Linked DNA regions of Homo sapiens: region 1 is linked to region 2. The links are chromatin loops, found by intact Hi-C in ENCODE. Cell type or tissue: natural killer cell. All regions are shown on one strand. Links, peaks and the distances in the headings refer to the core of each region. The heading gives the core; the rest is flanking DNA.

Region 1 (5,370 bases), core at 190-5,189, 67 kb before region 2:
GACCAGCCTGGGCAACATGGTGAAACCCCATCTCTACTAAAAATACAAAAATTATCCAGGTGTGGTGGCATGTGCCTGTAGTCCTAGCTACTTGGGAAGCTGAGGTAGGAGAATCACTTGAGCCCAGGAGGCAGAGGATGCAGCAATGAGCCAAGATGGCACCACCGCACTCCAGCCTCAGTGACAGAGCCAGACCCTATCTCAAAAAAAAACAAAAAAAACAAAAAGAAAGAAAAAAGAAAAAGCTGGGTGTGGTGGTGCATACTGATAGTCTGAAAAATCTAAGTTTACATGAATTTATATTCCCACCAATATGATGAGAGAGTTGGTGTCATGTCATGCTTTCTGAAACTGGGTTTTAATTAATTAATTTGTTTGTTTATTTTTATTTTTTTTGAGACAGGGTCTTGCTCTTTCACCCAGGCTGGAGTGCAGTGGTGCAATCACAGCTCACTGCAGCTTCGACCTTCCTGGGCTCGGATGATCCTCCCACCTCAGCCTCCCGAGTAGCTGGGACTATAGGCGTGCACCAGCCCACCTGGCCAATTTTTGTATTTTTAGTAGAGATGGGGTCTCACTATGTTGCCCAGGCTGGTCTCAAACTCCTGGGCTCAAGCCATCTGCCTGCCTTGGCCTCCCAAAGTGCTGAGATTACAGGTGTGAGCCACTGTATCTGGCCAGTTTTCAATTTTTTAAATAAAATTTTGACGAGTTAAATATTCTGCCTTGTGAATATAGCCACACGTGGGAGAGAACGTTCCCCAGATGCACGCCTGCCACGGGGGCGCCCCGGGTGCCTCCATGCATGTGCTTGGTTTGTCTCTTCTCAGATGGAGTTTGACGAGAAGGACTTACGACGGGAGATCAGCTATGCCATTAAGAACATCCATGGAGTCAGGCAAGTTCCACGAGGAGAGTCACCACTGTTCCTTCCTCTCCGTGGTGCGACCCCCCAGCTAATTGGGTCACCCACACCTCTGAGTCCCTAATCGTTAGGCCTTAAGAGGGCTCTTGGATGGTTTTCTGTAGCTGCGAGCCCCTCCCTGAGGGTCTCCAAGGGCACATGAGGGTGGATGTGTCTTAGTCCTGCGTCCATTGCAGGCTTCAGGGCTGTCTGCAGCTCCTGATCAAATAGGGCTTAGTTCCTGCCCAGTCGGTTGGTGTGAACCTCATGCTAAACTAAGAATGCTCACTGCAGATTTGCCTGGGGAGGGGCGGGGCGGCACTGAATCAGGGTTTTGGGAAGCCAGCATGAGTCCCCATCATGGCTTCCTCGTGAGCCTCTTGGGTCCCCTCCTTATTCTAACAAAGGTAGTTGCTCCAGGTGTCTGCCCTTCCATCGCCGTGGGGTCCTCGGGTCACCCTGAGGGTTTCCGGGCAGTGGACTCAGGCATCCGACCCCACACATGACACAACCTTCATTCCTTGTTGGGGACCCGGCCAGGGCCAATGAAATTGCTGACCATGCTTTGTTTCTCTCTGACTTATCTCCCCTGCCCCCGGGTCTGGACGGTTTCAGGACCGGGCTTTTCACCCCGGACTTGGCATTCGAGGCCATTGTGAAAAAGCAGGTCGTCAAGCTGAAAGAGCCCTGTCTGAAATGTGTCGACCTGGTTATCCAGGAGCTAATCAATACAGTTAGGCAGTGTACCAGTAAGGTATTGCTCCCTCGGCAGGGTGACTCCTGACCTTGTGGAAACGGGGGTACGGGGGTTTGGTATCAGGCTCCCAGCGCCTCATTGGCCCCCACTGGTGCCTTTTCTCCCCATATCGCTTTGTGTCCGTGAACTTGGCCTCTCCCCAGAGGCTGGGGCAGGAGCATGTAGGCCTGGGCCCAGGCACACAGGGGAGTGCCAGGCCTCCTGGACTGGCCAGACAGATGCACAGTTGTCCCTGGGACCCTGATACCAAGCCTAGCATGTGTCTGATGAAATTGGGGTTTCACTGGGCTGTTGCTTTGCTGCCTCCTGGGAAGCAGAGAGGGACCCCCCGCGTCAACTGCTGGAGGCTGAGCTCCTTGAAGCTCCCTGGCTGTCACCCCTTCTTGACCAATGCCCGGCATTCTCAGACTTCCCTGGAGCCACCGACTTCTCTGTCCCTCAGCTCCGGGAATGGCCTGAATGCCAGCGACATCATGAGAGCCAGCTGGGGTCCTAAGTGCCCCTGCCCACCCCCTGCACCCCACGCTGTCCCCCAGGGGCAGCCCATTTTTGGATCCACTTAGTCACAGTGCCTCTATGCGCTCTCGACGAGCCACTGCCTCCACTCAGCAGGACGCGCCGGGCTCCCCCAACCCGCGCCAACGCCGCGGGCCTGGTTCCCAGGGCAGCACGCTTTGGCCAAGCAGCTGAAATGCCTCCCAGTGGGCAGTCTGTGCTTGCGCGACCACAGTGTCCCCAGCGCTCCGGGTTGCCAGGGAATTTCTGCTTGAGCCCCTCTGTTCTTAGTCTGGAAAAGCCCACATTTGCTGCTTAAGCTTCTTCGATTAGAAAAGGGAGGGGGAAAACAGTCCAAACAGGTTGGAAAACGCTCGTCCTAGAGCCAGGTGTCATGGACATGAATGTTAGAGGACTCCGCACACCTTGGCTGTCTGTCTGTGCAATGACAACCCCCCGTGGCCCTTCTGTAACTACACCCCAGACCGAGCCCACACCCCCAAACCCCAGACCTCTTTGATCCGAAGCAGCTTCCGGGGCAAATGCGGGCGCAGGCTCCCCCATGCATGGACTAATCAGATGACTCTCGTTTCTTCTCTTCTCTCTGTCTCCTGTCCTGCGTGTGTGGCCTGCACTGTCCCTGGGTGTCTTTCTGCCTCATCCTGCCCTCCGCATGACCCAGGACGGGGCTCTTCACCCCCGACATGGCCTTTGAAGCCATTGTGAAAAAACAGATTGTAAAACTCAAAGAGCCGAGTTTGAAGTGTGTTGATCTCGTGGTCTCAGAGCTGGCCACGGTCATAAAAAAGTGTGCCGAGAAGGTAACAGGTTTTGTTCTCATCTCCGCATTTGTCCCCGTCCTCCCCCTCCATGTGTTAGTCTCAACCCGAGCATCTGGAAAATTCAGCCTCGGCAGGAACCCCCTTCCGCCTACCAGTTGTCACTTAGAGATGTCGCCACCTTGCATTGGCAGATGGAATGGGGGGAGTGGCATCACACGTGGGTTGTGGCTGCCCGTGGGGGCGGTCAGCCTTTGTTGTTGCCAAACGCATTGCATTTACTAAGCAGTGCCCTTTCCTGGAACCCCTAGAGAAAGGGGTTTCCCAGCCAGCACCAAAACAGCAAAACACAGGAAACACATCATCTGTATAGCCCTGCATGTTCTCACAGTCTAGGCCACCTGAGAGTAACCATTCCATTTTCCCCGACTCGTGGACTTGACCCACACTGCAGAAGATGGGACTCCCCTGTGCATGAGGTCTGGTTAAGTTGGTGCTGCAGATGAAGCCTGGGGAGGTGGGGGCATTTGGCGAGTGTGTGCCACAGATACAGTGATCAGGAGTGGTTCTCTGCAAGGAGTTCCTATCGAGGCTGATGGCCCAGATACCCGCCTTACCATTCTAGAACAGACGCTACTCACTCACGCTGGCGAGGCCCTTCAGGGTTCCTGCTCTCACCCAGTGCTGGGCAAGAGGGGGGTGCCCTGAAGCCCTGCATGGCAAACATGCCCCTGCTTTTCTGCTTTCATGTTGCCTCCTGCCTCCTGCCCCCCGGTCACTGGCTGGAAAAGCAGCTCTGCTCTCCTGCTGTCTCCGGTCCACGGTGCCCCCACTCTTCTGCTCTTAGCTCCCAGCTGGACTCACTGGGGGCCAGGAGCAAGGTGTGGGCTCGGTGGGCCCCCTCATATCTCATTCCCCACCCCCCTCCGCATTTTCTACCTGTGTGGTTCATGTTGCTTCCCGTGCCACGAGGACCCCGCCAATGCGACCACTCTGCTTGTTCCCCCAGCTCAGTTCCTACCCCCGGTTGCGAGAGGAGACAGAGCGAATCGTCACCACTTACATCCGGGAACGGGAGGGGAGAACGAAGGACCAGGTACTGGCCTTTTGTCTTCTTTATTGGGTATAATTTACATGCAGTAAATGTCAAGTGTACTGTTCTGTGCATGCTGACAGCTGCATATGGCAAAGTAACCCTTACCTCAATCAAGATACAGAGCGGTTCCGTCACCTCCTAAAATCCCTGTCCCTATCATGCTGACAGCTGCATATGGCAAAGTAACCCTTACCTCAATCAAGATACAGAGCGGTTCCGTCACCTCCTAAAACCCCTGTCCCTATCATGCTGACAGCTGCATATGGCAAAGTAACCCTTACCTCAATCAAGATACAGAGCGGTTCCGTCACCTCCTAAAATCCCTGTCCCTATGCCCCTTTGTAGTCAACCTCTCAAAAACCCACAGGCCAGGCTGGGTGTAGTAACTCACGCCTGTAATCCCAGCACTTAGGGAGGCTCAGGCAGGAGGATTGCTTGAGCCCAGGAGTTCGAGACCAACGTGGGCAACATAGCAAGACCTTGTCTCTACGAAAACATAAAAAAATTAGCCAGGCGTGGTGGCGCATGCCTGTGGTCCCAGTTACTTGGGAGGGTGAGGTGGGAGGATCCCTTGAGCCCACAAGATCAAGGCTTCAGTAAGTTATGGTCGTGCCATCGCCCTCCAGCCTGGGAGACAGAGCGAGACCCCGTCTCTTAAAAAAGAAGCAGCAAAGGAAATCCCCAGGCCCTGGCCACCACCAGCCCGCTCCCTATCCTACAGTCCTTCAAGTGGACTCCCACAACGTAAGGCCCATTGACTCTTGACTCCCTTCCTGCCACCCTTCTTCCCTCCCTCCCTCCCCTCGGCGTCTGCATTTGGGAGCCAAGCGTGTTGTTTGTTGTATCTGTAGTTTGCTGCCTTGATTACTAAGCAATCTTCCAGGGAATGGATGGAGCACAGCAAGGACCTCCACTTGCCTGCTGGAGGGTGTTTGGGGTGCTTTTTGTGTTGTGGTTTTTTGTTTTTTTTTTTTTTTTTGAGACAGAGTTTTGCTCTGTCGCCCAGGCTGGGGTGCAGTGGCACGATCTTGACTCACTGCCACCTCCACTTCCCAGGTTCAAGTGATTCTCATGCCTCAGCCTCCGAAGTAGCCAGGACTACAGGCACATGCCACTTTACCCACCTAATTTTTGTATTTTTAGTAGAGAGAGATTTTCACTATGTTGGCCAGGCTGGTCTTGAACTCCTGACCTCAGGTGATCTGCCCGCCTTGGCCTCCCAAAGTGCTGGGATTATAGGGGTGAGCTACCACGCCCAGCCTGCTTTTTCTTTTTTTAACATTTAACGCTTTCTTGCAAAGGCATGCAAGCACACACCCCAAGTTGCTGCCTACCCCTC
Region 2 (5,370 bases), core at 109-5,108:
CACTGCAAGCTCTGCCTCCTGGGTTCAAGCCATTCTCCTGCCTCAGCCTCCTGAGTAGCTGGGACTACAGGCGCCCGCCACCACACCCGGCTAATTTTTTGTATTTTTTTAGTAGAGATGGGATTTCACCATGTTAGCCAGGATGGTCTCGATCTCCTGACCTCGTGATCTGCCCGCCTCAGCCTCCTAAAGTGCTGGGATTACAGGCATGAGCCACCGCGCCCAGCCTGTTTTTTTTTTTTTTTTTTTTTGAGACAGAGTCTTGCTCTGTCACCCAGACAGGAACGCAGTGGCGCAATCATAGCTCACTGCAGCCTCGACCTCCTAGGCTGAAGTGATCCTCCCCTCTCAGCCTCCTGAGTAGCTGGGACCACAGGCATACACCACCACACTCAGCTACTTTTTAAATTTTTTTTTCTAGAGACAAAAAATTATGTTGCCCAGGCTGGTCTTGAACTCCTGGGCTCAAGTGATCCTCCCTCCTTGGCCTTCCAAAGCGTTGGGATTACAGCCGTGAGCCACCTCACCTGGCTAGAAGTGATGTTTAAGCAGAGACCTACAAGAATGGGTAATGGAGGCCGGGTGTGGTGGCTCACACCTGTAATCCCAGCATTTTGGGAGGCCGAGGCAGGCAGATCTCTTGGGGCAAGGAGTTCAAGACCAACCTGGCCAACATGGTGAATCCCTATCTCTACTAAGAATATGAAAATTAGCTAGGTGTAGTGGTGCATGCCTGTAATCCCAGCTATTAGGAGGCTGAGGCAGGACAATCACTTGAACCCAGGAGGCGGAAGTTGCATTGAGCCGAGATCCTGTCATTGCACTCCAGCCTGGGCAACAGAGTGAGACTCCTTCTCAAAAACAAGAAAAAAAAAATGGGTGATGGAGCAATTGGAGGAGAGCCTGGGGAGGAGGAGGAGCTGGCAGGTGCTCCTTCTGGAAGGCCTGAGATAAGACACCCATTTTCCTGAGGGCAGTGAGAGATACCCCTAGGAAGACTGTGTGTAGAAGGACTTGGTTCACTTTGTAGCTGTGAACAGTTCACCGTGCAGAATGGGTTGGAAAGGCGCCATAGAGGATGCTGGGAGATGGACCCCAATTGCTTCCCTGTGGGCTGGGGGGCAGTGCGGGGATGGCAGGGAGCAGGGAAGTTACAACTGGCCCCCAATCCTGGGTTTTCTTTCTCTTTCTGTTTCAGACATGTCCTTCGATAACTCCCTGTTTACCGTCTCCGCGGTGAGTGGTTCTTTTTCTTGGAACCGGTTTTCTGCTGACCGTCCTACCGGGAGAACGGGGCGGGCTCAAGGGGCACCACGAGGCTAAGTTGACCTGCTGTCTCTAAGCTGCGGGGGGGCTAGGAAAAGCCCAGAATCACTGAACAGGGACTCAGTAGTGAGCCGAGAGTTGGCTGTGAAAAAATCCCAGGGGGTGTGTTAATTGAAGGTGGTGACGTCAGGCTGTCTTGTGGCCACAGGCAGGCAGGCCCCTTGGTGGTATGTCCTGGCCTGGTCAGTGCTGCCTTTGGTCTCAGTCATGACAGCCCCTCAGAATGGTGACAGAGGATTCAGGGTGACCTGGTGGCCTCTCATAGAGGCTTGTGACAATCTGTGTCACAATCTGTGACAGGCTGTGGTCGGTCCCCTCTGGGTATAAAGAAAAGCATGAAGTTGCTGGGTGCGGTGACTCACGTCTGTAATCCCAGCACTTTGGAAGGCCGAGGCGGGTGTGGGTCAGGAGTTTGAGACCAGCCTGACCAATATGGTGAAACCTCATCTCTGCTAAATACAAAAAATTAGCTGGGCGTGGTGGTGCATGCTTGTAATCTCAGCTACTTGGGAGGCTGAGACAGGAGAATCACTTGGACCCAGGAGGTGGAGGTAGCAGTGAGCCAAGATTGAGGCATTGCACTCCAGCCTGGGCCACAAGAGCAAAACTCCATCTAAAACAAACAAACAGATAAAAATGAAAAAGTACAAATGCCAAGGCTACCCCAAAATGTAGCTGTGCAGAGAGTCCCATAGACCCAGGTTTAAATCCCAGCCCTGACACTGTGTGACAATGGGGAACAATATCCCCCAAAAGCAGAGGGAGGGATTTGTTTTTTTTCAAGACAGAGTCTAGCTCTGTCGCCCAGGCTGGAGCACAGTGGTGTGATCTCGGCTCACACAACTTCCGACTCCCGGGTTCAAGCAATTCTCATGCCTCAGCCTCCCGGGCAGCTGGGATTACAGGCACATGCTACCACACCCAGCTGATTTTTGTATTTTTAGTAGAGACGGGGGTTTCACCATGCTGGCCAGGCTGGTCTCAAACTCCTGACCTCAGGTGATCCACTGGGATTACAGGTGTGAGCCACCATGCTGGCTGGCTGCGGAAGCTGCTTTAGACAGGAGATCAGGAAAGTCTGAGATGGGTGACAAGCAGGAGGTGGGGAAGATTGGGGATGATTGATCCAGGCTGAGGACACATTTTTGGCACAGCCCAGTAAGCTGGGGTGGAGTGAGGAGTCGAAGGGGACCCCATGAAGAACTTTGATTTTACTGCTATTGAGCTGGGATCCCGGAAGGGTTCCTAGTATAGGAGGGAGGGGACCGGATTCAGGTGCACACAGGCGCCCTCTGGTGGCTTCTGCAGGAGGACAGATTTGGGGAAAGCGGGGATCAGTGGAAGGCAGGAGCCTGGAGACTGAAGAGCTGGGCCAAGCGTGCACCAAAGGGTGGGTGGTTTGGTCCAAAATGTTGGCAGTGGAGTTCGAAGAAGTGATCAGATGCAGGTTAGGGGAGATATAGGGGAGAGAAAACACAGAGCTGATTTTTGATGAGGGGGCCAAGGGAGAAGAGGGAGGCCAAGGAGGGTGAGGCTTGGAGGGTCAGGAGTGTGGAGTCAGCCACCTCAACCCATGGCGCCTGGGAGCAGATGGAGAGGGGAGTCTACAGTTCAGGAGAGAGGTCAGTTCTAGAGATAGACTAGGAGTGCCTGGGATACAGATGGTAGGAAGGAAGGGGGCTTGGCACGGGCCTGTGCAGCCCTCTGAGGTCTCTGCTTCCAGAATAAATCCTGAGGCCATAAGAAAAACCCGGCAGGCAGGGCTCAATCTAAACGTTTCCATGAGAATCCACACCGCACAGAACACCAGCCTGGTGATGCCCCCTCTCCCCACTTTTTGAGGTAGTTTTTATTTATTTTTGTTTGTTTTTTGAGATGGAGTCTTGCTCTGTCACCCAGGCTGGAGTGCAGTGGCTTGATCTCACTGCAACCTCCACCTCCTGGATTCAAGCGATTCTCCTGCCTCAGCTTCCCGAGTAGCTGGGATTACAGGCGCCTGCCATCGCGCCCGGCTAATTTTTGTATTTTTAGTAGAGACGGGTTTTCATCATGTTGGCCAGGCTGGTCTCCAACAACCGACCTCAGGTGATCCGCCCGCCTTGGCCTCCCAAAGTGCTGGGATTACAGGCATGAGCCACCATGCCCGGCCTTTTATTTGTTTTTTTACTTTTTTTTTCTTAAATTAAGGACCAGGCGTGGTGGCTCATGCCTGTAATCCCATCACTTTAAGAGGCCGAGGTGGGAAGATTGCTTGAGCCTGGGAGGTTGAGTCTGCAGTGAGCTATGATTGCATCACTGCACTCCAGCCTGGGTGACAGAGCAAGACTTTGTCTCAAACAAACAAAAAATTTCCGTATGAAAAGCATTCACATGTCAAAATATACAATAAAGTTTTCTTACTAAGCCATGCCTCTTCATCCATTGGTATTCCTTTCTGCAGACATACAGGTAACCACTGTTAGCAGCTGCACGTGGCAAATACACGCAGAAGTGGATCTGTACCTTCACCCACCACCCCCGCCAATTTTTTTTTGAGACAGGGTCTTGCTCTGTCTCCCACGCTGGAGTGCAGGGGCACCATCATAGCTCACTGCAGCCTTGATCACCTGGGCTCAAAAGATCCTCCAGCCTCAGCCTCCCGAGTAGCTGGGACCACAGACTTCCACCACCATGCCCAGCTAGTTTATTTTTATATATATATTTATTTATTTATTTTTCTTCCTTTTTATTTTTAAATTTTATTTTATTAATTTTTTGAGATGGAGTTTTGCTCTTTCGCCCAGGCTGGAGTAAAGGGATGTCATGATCTTGGCTCACTGCAACCTCCCCCCCTGGGTTCAAGTGATTCTCCTGCCTCAGCCTCCCAAGTAGCTGGGATTATAGGTGCCTGCCACCATGCCTGGCTAATTTTTTTTTTTTTTTGAGACGGACTCTCGCTCTGTCACCAGGCTGGAGTGCAGTGGTGCCATCTTGGCTCACTGCAACCTCAACCTCCCAGGTTCAAGCGATTCTCCTGCCGAGTAGCTGGGATTACAGGCGAGCGCCAGCATGCCCAGCTAATTTTTTTTTTTTTTTTTTTTGTATTTTTAGTAGAAGCGGAGTTTCTCCATGTTTGTCAGGCTAGTCTCGAACTCCTGACCTCAAATGATCCACCTGCCTCAGCCTCCCAAAGTGCTGGGATTACAGGCGTGAGCCACCAGGCCCGGCCTTTTTTTTAAGATACAGTTTCACTTTGTTGCCTAGTCTGGAGTGCAGTGGTACGATCTTGGCTTGCTGCACCCAGGTTCAAGCAATTCTCATGTCTCAGCTTCCCGAGTAGCTTGGATTACAGGCACATGCCACCGCGGCTGGCTAAAGTTTTTTTTTTTGGAGACGGAGTTTCGCAATTATCGTCCAGGCTGGAGTGCAGTGGTGCCATCTGCAGCCTCCACTTCTGGGGTTGAAGCGATTCTCCCACCTCAGCCTCCCAAGTAGCTGGGACTGTAGGTGCCTGATACCACACCTAGCTAATGTTTGTATTTTTAGTAGATACAGGGTTTCACCATGTTGGCCTGGCTCGTCTTGAACTCCTGACCTCAGGTGATCCACCCACCTCAACCTCCCAAAGTGTTGGGATTATAAGCATGAGCCACTGCACCCAGCCTAATTTTTGTATAATTTTTGTATATTTTTAGTAGAGACAAGGTTTCACCAAGTTGGCCAGGCTGGTCTCAGACTCCTGACCTCAAGTGATCTGCCCGCCTCGGCCTCCCAAAGTGCTGGGGTTACAGGCATGAGCCACCGTGCCCGGCCCAGAAATTTCTCATCCTCCCAAACTTGTCTCCGTGCAACACCCACTCCCCGTTGTCCCTCCCCCAGCCCCTGGCACCCACCATTCTCCTGTCTCTGTGGATTTGCCTCTTCTGGACATCTCATGGATATGAGATCACATGATATTTTTCCTTTTGTGACTGGCCTGTTTCGCTGAGCTTGATGTCCTCAAGGTTCATTCATGCCATACGTAGCCTGTGTCAGAATGTCCTTCATGGCAGGCACGGTAGCACA

Evidence for each region. Peaks named below come from ENCODE experiments on the same cell type or tissue, not always from the same donor. Only the 100,000 strongest peaks of a DNase experiment are listed, where the experiment ranks them.
Region 1: it touches region 2 in a loop (5-fold over the local background); 5 of 110 quality-filtered maps call a loop at or near these places.

What each region holds. Positions count from the first base shown.
Region 1 is chr19:10,794,542-10,799,911 of GRCh38, forward strand. It overlaps DNM2 (dynamin 2), which reads left to right. Exons shown (of 21, transcript NM_001005361.3): 9 at 831-898; 10 at 2,839-2,977; 11 at 3,945-4,031. Among named protein-coding and RNA genes, the nearest start is that of MIR4748, 17 kb to the left of the region's middle. In natural killer cell, for the core only: no CTCF peak of the experiment used is centred there; DNase peaks (open chromatin) are centred at 2,680 and 3,230; H3K4me3 peaks cover 766 bases; H3K27ac peaks cover 4,274 bases.
Region 2 is chr19:10,861,972-10,867,341 of GRCh38, forward strand. C19orf38 (chromosome 19 open reading frame 38) reads left to right here. Exons shown (of 7, transcript NM_001136482.3): 6 at 1,199-1,236. Among named protein-coding and RNA genes, the nearest start is that of CARM1, 6.9 kb to the right of the region's middle. RefSeq lists enhancers at 882-1,730, 2,607-2,726. In natural killer cell, for the core only: a CTCF peak has its summit at 2,627 (motif pointing left); a DNase peak (open chromatin) is centred at 2,620.